Regions from separate parts of the Homo sapiens genome. Here region 2 is linked to region 1. Evidence: read pairs that join two places in POLR2A ChIA-PET (ENCODE). Cell type or tissue: PC-9. All regions are shown on one strand. Links, peaks and the distances in the headings refer to the core of each region. The heading gives the core; the rest is flanking DNA. Region 1 overlaps ST20-MTHFS (ST20-MTHFS readthrough). Region 2 has its middle 55 kb from the start of TMED3.

Region 1 (4,393 bases), core at 77-4,076:
GTTTAAGATTTGTGATATTATGATTGTTATGATAAATAAGTTAACAAAAAGAGTAGAAAACCCTTACAGGAATGAAAAACAATGTCGCAGGAGCAAAGGTGTGCAGATAGGAAGGTGCCCACATACCTCTTGGGCTCTAACACTTATTTTCAGCCTTCTTTTCAGTATTACAGTAAAGACAGTCCACTAGCTGAACTGATTATATTCTGAAAAGCTCAGGACAGGGAGTCTGAGTTCAGGACATCTTAGGAGGTGTCAGGGGCCCAGGCTACCTCGCTGCCAGAATTAATAAGAATGTTTTGTACGGTGAACTGAATCCTCAGAGCCTAATACTTCTGTCTCAGGAAGTAGAGGCATTTATAGAATCTTACTTCTTCATTTTTTTTCGAGGCCTACTACCTAGGCTTTTTTCCTGGTCAACGAAGATTCTGCAGCTCAGCATCTGTCCCCATCTCTCCACTTATATTATCCTTGCCCCGGTGATTCCCTAGTTGCCAAATCTAATAGATATTTTTGTGTCCTTACCTTACTTGTCCATTCTGCCACATTTGACACTGCGTCTACTTCTCTCTCCCTGAAACTCTCTTTCCTTATGTTCTATGATGGGGGTTATCACATTGCAGCCCCACAGGCCAAATCTGGCCCTCCACCTGTTTTTGTAAATAACATGTTATCAGGACACAGCCACACTCATTCATTTACATTTGTCTTTGGCTGCTTTCATACTACACAGCAGAGTTATGTTCTAACAGAGACCCTAAGGCCTGCAAAGCCTAAATTATTTACTCTCTGGTCTTTTGTAGGAAAAATGTGCTAATCTGCATTCTATAACCTCATTCTCCCCTGGTTTTCTTCCTCTTTTTTTGGCTCTGCTGAACCCCTTTGCTGAGAGAACATGTAAGAGCCAGTTCTAAGGTAAGATTGTAAAAGCTCTGGTCAAAAAATACTTGAAATATTGGAGAAACTATACCCCTTTCCCTGCTACCTGGTTCAAGAAATAGTGCCTGAGATTTCTTTTTAAAAAAATAGAAAGGTATCCTAATAAATACAATTGTTGTGAACAGATATGTTGCATTATCTAATACAGTTTTCATGACCAGCTCCATTTTACGGATGAGAAAACAAATGGAAGCACAGAGATTGCAGTAGCTTTCCTATGATCACACAGCTAAGAAATAGCCTGAGGGCCCATGCCCCTAATCACCACATCAGACTGCCTCCAGAGGGCACTGCTGTTTCAGAGCCAGCACCAAATGAAAAGACGGAAGATGTTTTTGAGCAAATAAATGCAGTATGTGGGGTTGGGTGAGTTTTCCAAAGGTTAGCTTTGTAGTTTTGGAATGCAAGATCACATTGGAAAGGTAGCGAAGCCTGGAGAAAAACACTCAACAAACCATGACTCTGCAGAACAATCTTATGACATCTAGAGAGCTCTGTGCCCACTAACACAGAATGTGAAGCAAGTGCACACAGGATTAAAATCAGAGCAGGTTGGCTCTTGCACATTGCACTGTCAGTGGACGCTATTAATGAGTCTTTGGCGATTTGAAAACAGAGCAATGCCAGAGGCATATGCAGAACTGTGCACGGACTAAGGTTTTTCTTCTGTCTCCCCTATTGAATTCTGACCTTGTGGTGTGTGAAGGTGTCTCTGGTGTCTACCTCTATTAGTGGGACCAGTGTGTGTGAGGGAAGCTTGTTGAGCCTCTGCATGATTTTTAAGCCCCACTGAGCTGTCACCTTTGAGGAGGAAAAACATCCAGCATAGTGTTCCCAAAGTGTGAGGAGCCCCAGGGGTGTGTGTGGGGTGGGTGATGCATGTGGGGATGGTGGTAAGGCACAGGAAGAGCTTCAAGGATGACAACAAATAAAGTCAAGCAAAGAATACATGATGTGTTTCAGGGAAAACACTTGGATTTAACAAGTAGCAGAAGTGGGAGAAGACTAGGAAGTATATCTTAAGGACCTGAGGCCAGGAGCAACCTGTGATCCCCGTGGTTGAAGGGAGCAGCAGGAACAGTTCTGTGGGCAGGGCTACAACAACAACACCGCATGTACGATGTAAGGACCTCCACCTAGGAAGGGCTGTTTCCGAGCCTTAGTTACCTGGGAATCCAAAACCATTCTCGTCTTGCTTCTCAAGTGTAAAACTCATTTTGAAAAAGCAGCCATACAAAGTTATATTTTTATTATTTTATTTTATTTTTTTGCCTCTTTGAGCCAAATTTATGTACTTCGGAATTATTAAAATAGAGGATGTCATGCTAGGATTGATCCATTCTGCAGGCAAAATATTCATTTTTCAGGGTTTCTTTGGCCTAAAATTCTATTAAAATCCAAGGATGAAAGAGGAATTGGAAAAATTATGGCCCTCAAAGAAATTTTCTGTCCAGTGAGGGAGACAGAGACGTGTACCATCAACTGTGGTACAAGGTAGACTTCAGTGAGAGCTGTGATCAAAGTACAGGGAGTAACAAGAAAAGAGGGAGTAGATTAACTCTCGCTCAAGGGATTTGAGAACGTTGTTTTCTTATCTCTGTTTCATTTCTTCATTCTTTTCCTCCAACTACCTAAATGTGGATGTTCCAAACTTCTGCCTTTTCTTTCTTGTGTATTGTATCTGGTGGGAATCCTGACTATTCTCTTGGCTTCTCTTTTGGTCTCTTTGCTTTTTTAAATTTTTTATTGTGGTAAATAACATATAATGTGAGATCTACCCTCCTAAAAGTTGTAAGTGTCTGGGAAAGTATTGTTAACTGTAAGCACAGTTGTACAGCAGATCTCTAGAACTTTTTCATCTTCCATGAATGAAACTCTGTATCCATTGAATGGCAACTCTCTGTCTCCCCCTTTCTCCTGCGCCTGGTAACCATCATTCTACATTCTGTTCCTAAGATTTTGACTACTCTAGATACCACATGTAAGTGGCATCATAAAGTATTTGTCTTTTTGTGGCTGACTTATTTCACTTGGCATAATATCTTCCAGGCTTATCCATGGGTTGCATATTGCAGAATTTCCTTCTTTGATATGGCTGAATAATATTCATTGAATGTATGTACCACATTTGGTTTGTTCGTTCATCCATCGATGCATACTTGTTTCCATATCTTGGCACTTGGGAATAATGGTGCAATGAACGTGGGAGTGCAAATATCTCTTTAAGACCCTGACTTCAATCCTTTTGGATAAATACCCAGAAGTGGGATTGCTGGGCCATATGGTAGTTCTACTTTTAATTTGTTGAGGAACCCATATACTCTTTTCTTTAATGGCTGCATTATTTTACACCCCCACCAGCAGTGTACAAGGGTTCTGATTTCTCCACATCCTTGCCAACATTTGTGGTTTTCTATTTTTTGGATATTGGACATCCTCATGAATGTGGGGTGGTATTTCATTGAAGTTTTGATTTGTATTTCCCTGATGATCAGTGATGTTGAGTATATTTTCATATGCCTGTTGGCCATTTGTATGTCTTCTTTGGACAAATGTCTGTTTAAGTCTTTTTTTTTTTTTTTTTTTTTGAGACGGAGTCTCACTCTGTCGCCCAGGCTGGAGTGCAGTGGCGCAATAGCTCCACCTCCCGGGTTCACACCATTCTCCTGTCTCAGCCTCCCGAGTAGCTGGGACTACAGGCGCCCTCCACCATGCCTGGCTAATATTTTGTATTTTTAGTAGAGACGGGATTTCACCATGTTAGCCAGGATGATCTCTGTCTTCTGACCTCATGATCCGCCCGCCTCTGCCTCCCAAAGTGCTGGGATTGCAAGCATGAGCCACCGTGCCCATCCTGTTTAAGTCTTTTGCCCAGTTTTTAATTGGGTTATTTGGTTTTTTGCTGTTGTGTTCTAGGGGGTCTCTGTGCCTTTGACCCCAAATCTCCATGCCTGTACCTGGTGAACTCTACACTCATGTCTTCTGCTACTCCTCAGGTTGATCCTTCTGTCCAAGCGAGTAAACTGCTCCCCACTCCCTACTCCCTCACTCAGCTCTTGCCACCTTTCTTTTGGTTTCTGAAAGATACTTAGACCCAACTCTGACACATCTTAAAAATCCAGGTCAAGTTGAGTTTTCCATGAATTCTTCCCTGACCACCCAGCGTTTGCTCTCCCCCTGCTGGGGTCTCTAGTATTTGTCCCTGTTGCTTTTGGGGCATTTGGCAGAGACTGCTGCCGTGCATTGGAATGGAAATTACATGCGGTTATATTTTGTACTAACTGAACTGCCATTTCATGAAGGGAAGAGACTGTGTGTCCTCCAGAGGACCTTACAGAGCACCTTGCCATACTGTAAAGAGGCAGGAATCCTTAGAAAGGTTTGCGCATTGTGTGTTCTAGGTATAGAAGACAGAACTGAACTTCAAGCCTGATGGTGCTCTGGCAACAGAAAG
Region 2 (4,393 bases), core at 168-4,167, 480 kb after region 1:
TCATCTAACATCTCTTCCTTAATTAAACTTTCCCCAAAAACACTGAATACAAGCCCAAGTCCTATCATAGGTCCTTTCTAACACTATCTTACAGAGGTACCCCATAATTCCCACAGTGTGCAAGCTCCCTCACAGCAAGAAGCAAACCCCACCTTTTTCACTAAAGGAGTTCTCAGTGGTCTTTGGCTGGAGCATTAACACTTCCAACTTCCAATCTGCTGCCAGCAAAGTATGTTGGATTCTGACCATCCATTGGGAATTATGATCAAAAAAGCATGAAAGCTTGAAAATAAGCTCTAAGCATGAAAGTAAAGGAAAATCTTGAGTTCCTTCAAGGGAAATTCCAGGCACCTAGCTGGCCCTCAGAAAGAAATAAGGAACTTGATAAGCAAGAAGGTAATAGTAACTTAAAATAATAGCTAAAGAAGCCAGAATCACATGTTTGGTTCTCCTATAGAAACTAAAAACAACATCCTAACATACGTCCCTGAGTTGTTTTTCAGAAACCTGGGTCCCCACCAAATGGATCCACTGGCACTGAGACCCCAGGCAATGGGGAGCTGAGGACTGAGCTCTGACCACTATTCTTTCTTCTAAATTACTTCCTGAGGGGCCTGGATAAAGGTATACTCACAAACAGAGCTAATTCTTTTCTACTGACCTCAAATTTTTCAACAAAGCTTCTCTTCCTTAACAAATTGCAAATCGGAAAATCTTTGAATCTACCTTTGATCTGTAAGACCCTGTTTCAAGACATTTAACCCTTTAGGGCAAAACCAATGTGCAATTTCCACGTATTGATTTATTACTTTACATGTAACTTCTACTTTTCTGAAATTTACCCCTGCCTTTAAAAATCCTGTACCTGCAACCCATCGGGTTGTCCAACAGCCTTTGCTGGCAGCATATTCGGAGATGTAAGTGTCAACACCTCAGCCAAAGACCATCCAGAACACCTGTGGTGGAACAGGTGGGGTTTACTTCTTGCTCTGAGGGAGCTTGCACGCTCTGGGAACTGTGGGGTACCTCTGCAAGAGAGTGTTAGAAAAGACCTATGATAGGACTTGGGCTTGCATTAGGTGTTTTAGGGGAGAGTTTAAGGAAGAGGTGTTAGATGCTGCCAGGATTTGGGTGTCAGGACTGAAGCATTAGCTTCCCAATCTTCCTTGCTTTGTGCCCTACAAATAAAAACCTCCCTTTCTCCCACTGCAAACCCAGTGTGGATCGCTGGTCCTACTGCACCAGGTGAGAAGACTTCAAGTTTGATTTGATAACACCACCTGAGTGCTGGAGTGATTTCCACTTCACTAATCCAATTTTCTATAGTATCCAGTAACCTGCTGACCAACTCTGTTTTAGTTCTGCATCATATTGGACTTTGTTAGGCACCATATGAGATGCATTTGGTTAAAGATGCCTTTAGGTCTCCACCTAAATCCTTCACCCGGAAAGAAGAATAAAAAGCTAATTCAGGACCCAGCAGCTGGGGTCAGGAGAAAATGAAACTTGGTTTATAATCAGCTCCACTTGAGGTAAATATGAATTGAGATTGTGCTGTGCTTTTTGAAAACAATGACCTAGCCATCATTATTCTCTGCAACTGACTTGGAAGTTTCCATCTGATGAGTCAAAACCAGTCACTTGTATATTAATGAAAGAAAAAAAAATGCACCTTAAAGTGCAGCACATTAAATACACAAAGGGCTGCTGGAATGCTGAAAAGTGAAAAAGAGTCCAACTCCTTCCTCAAAGTCACACAGCTAATAAGACATTCACCGTCACCTTGGAGCTTTAGATTTGTGAAGCCATCCCCAGGCTCTGTGCCTAACATTCAAGTAGCTGCCACCACGAGCTTAGCTTTAGGATCTAAATGGCCAGCTTTTCCAAAGATGTGGATAATGGTGAGATGGAGCAGGGACCCCTCTTAGGAGCCTGCTGGGCACTATCCCCGAACCAAGCATGGAAATAAAGGAAAATCTTTAGTTCCTTCAAGGGAAATTCCAGGCACCTAGCTCGCCCTGAGAAGTAAGGGAGCAATTTGATTAGCAAGAAGGTAATAGCTTATAACAACAGCCATGGAAGTTAATCATGAGATGTTTGGTTCTCTATAGAAACTAAATGTTGCGGATGAGCGGTGACTATCTGGGCCAGTGGCTGAGGGGTATAAGAATTTACCAAGGCAGTTGTGGATAAAGAAAGGCAGATTCATTAGGAACATATAAAAATAATGTTGCAAGAGAGCAATGGGCAGAATCAGCAAGAGAGCAGCTGACTGCAAAGAAACAAAGGCTTCCCGGAGATTTTATAGGATAGTTCTTGGGCTGCAGAGTGCTGTGTACAGTACTGATAACGCCAAGGTAGCAGGAAGGTAACTTGCATTCTTCCATCAACCTAGGTGTTTGATGATATTGTGAGCTATATACATTACCTACACAGGAGGGCCCTATGTGCTGGGTCATAAAGAAAGGCAGACCTATAGCTTATCTCACCCTCTTTTTGTTTATATGTCCTGAACCACGAAGAAAGGCAGACCTATAGCTTGTCTGCTTTATCTCTTTGCTTTCCTCTGGTCCTGCCAGCCTGACTCCTTTTCCCTAATTAGGACTCCACACAAGATAACATCTTAACATATGTCTCTGACTTGTTCTTCAGAAACTCGGACCCCACCAAATGGATCTGCTGGCACACAGACCTCAGATATGGAGGGACCGAGAGGACTGGATTCTTGCTGCTGTGAAAGGAAAATAAAAACTTGGAACCCCAAATCTCTGTGCCAAAAGGAAAAAATTAAGCTGAAAGCTGAGTCATGCAAGAAGCTGCCTTTTCTTTTGCTCCTAAGCAGAGAGCTACAGATAAAAGGTTAAATATCTCCACAGATAGCTACTCTACGTTCACCTTATCTTACGTAAAGTGCTGATTTACTGAGCACCAGACAGACACATAATTGACTGTTCCCCTACCTGCTCCTTTTCTCTTGCAACACGTGGATTCAGTAATGTGACCATACCCTCCTTCTTTCCCCTCCAGTCTGCTTTTCCCCTTTTAAATATTGAAGCCCTCAAAATCACCTTTGGAGAAAGGCACAGACTTGTCTCCTGGGTACATCCTTAACCTTGGCAAAATAAACTTTTGAATTAATTGAGACCTGTCTCGGATACTTTTTGGTTTGCACTGCCGTTCTTTGTTCTAAATTTCTTCCTGAGGGGCCTGGAGGAGGTGATGTCCACAAGCCAGACCTAACATTCTTTTCTGCTGACCCCAAGTCTTTAGACAAAGCTTCTCGTCTTTAATCAGTTACAAATCAGAAAATCTCTGAATTCACCTATGACCTGTGGGCCCCTGCTTTGAGCTGTCCTGTCTTTTTAGTTCAAACCAATGTGTAATCCCCATGTATTTGAAAGCAAAACAGGAGAGTTCCCTGATCCCCCTCTCAGGACATTCAGCAGGGGTGTGAATCGCCTGTTCCCTCGTCTCCGCTGCTCAAACCCCTGAGGGGAGAGGGAGCATGCAGAGGGACAGATGCAGGAGACCAAGTGGGTATGCATTACAGTGTGCCCTTTTAGCCCTGCCATCCGCAGACAGCTTAAGTGTTAATCAGTTCAATGGACCCTCTGCCTTTTTGCAAGGGCAGAGGGCCGGTGTGACACCTTTCTGTATCCCAAGCTCTTTCCCAGTGTCCTGGAAGAATCAAGTCACACATGGGCTTGAAGGATGAATGTGGGGTTTTACTGGGTGGTGGAGGTGGCTCTCAGAGGGATGGATGGGGAGCTGGGAGGATGCAGTGAGAGGATGATCTGCCCCTAGAGTTTGGCCATCCAGTGGCCAAACTCCTCTCTGACAGCCCCCAGCTGAACTCCTCTCGGTGTTCAGACATTCCTCCTCTTCTCTCTTTCTCTGCTGTGTCGTTCCACCATTCATCTGCGTGTTTCATCTCCTCATCTGCTTGTCTGCTCCTGGAACCTGGGGTTCAGGGTTTATATGGGTGCAGGATCGGGGCATGGCAGGCCAAAAGACAACTTTTTGGGAATGAAAACAGAAATGCCTGTTCCCACTTAGGGCCATGGGGCTCCAGGCTCGAGGGGTGGGGCCTTTGCTGGGGAACCGACCTCTTCTACCCAGTATTTCTCTGTCTCCTATCCGTATCAAAAGGAGTTAGCCAGCTTGCTTTAGGCAGACAGTAAAGAAAGAGCCCCCGGAGAACCTCCGACCTGGCCCACAAGTGCTTACACCAGATATTTTATGCATATAAGGGAACTTGCACAGGGGGCTTGCTTAAACATGCCCGCAGGGGACTAAGAGCCCACATGCACACTGGGGGAATGGGGGTGGAGCCACCAGGAATTCGTGCCTTATACAAATAGGGAACCCAGTCCCATCAGCTTCTATATAAAAA

Evidence for each region. ChIA-PET counts read pairs that join two places held together with the same protein. Peaks named below come from ENCODE experiments on the same cell type or tissue, not always from the same donor. Only the 100,000 strongest peaks of a DNase experiment are listed, where the experiment ranks them.
Region 2: POLR2A ChIA-PET joins it to region 1 with 8 read pairs; 3 of 35 experiments call an interaction of 5 or more read pairs at or near these places.

What each region holds. Positions count from the first base shown.
Region 1 is chr15:79,846,804-79,851,196 of GRCh38, reverse strand. All of the region lies in intron 3 of ST20-MTHFS (ST20-MTHFS readthrough), which reads left to right. The region is part of intron 2 of MTHFS (methenyltetrahydrofolate synthetase); the gene reads left to right. Among named protein-coding and RNA genes, the nearest start is that of MTHFS, 48 kb to the left of the region's middle. In PC-9, for the core only: CTCF peaks have their summits at 1,035 and 1,243 (motif pointing right); no DNase peak of the experiment used is centred there.
Region 2 is chr15:79,364,173-79,368,565 of GRCh38, reverse strand. It overlaps a transcript of TMED3 not described here. Among named protein-coding and RNA genes, the nearest start is that of TMED3, 55 kb to the right of the region's middle. In PC-9, for the core only: no CTCF peak of the experiment used is centred there; a DNase peak (open chromatin) is centred at 1,705.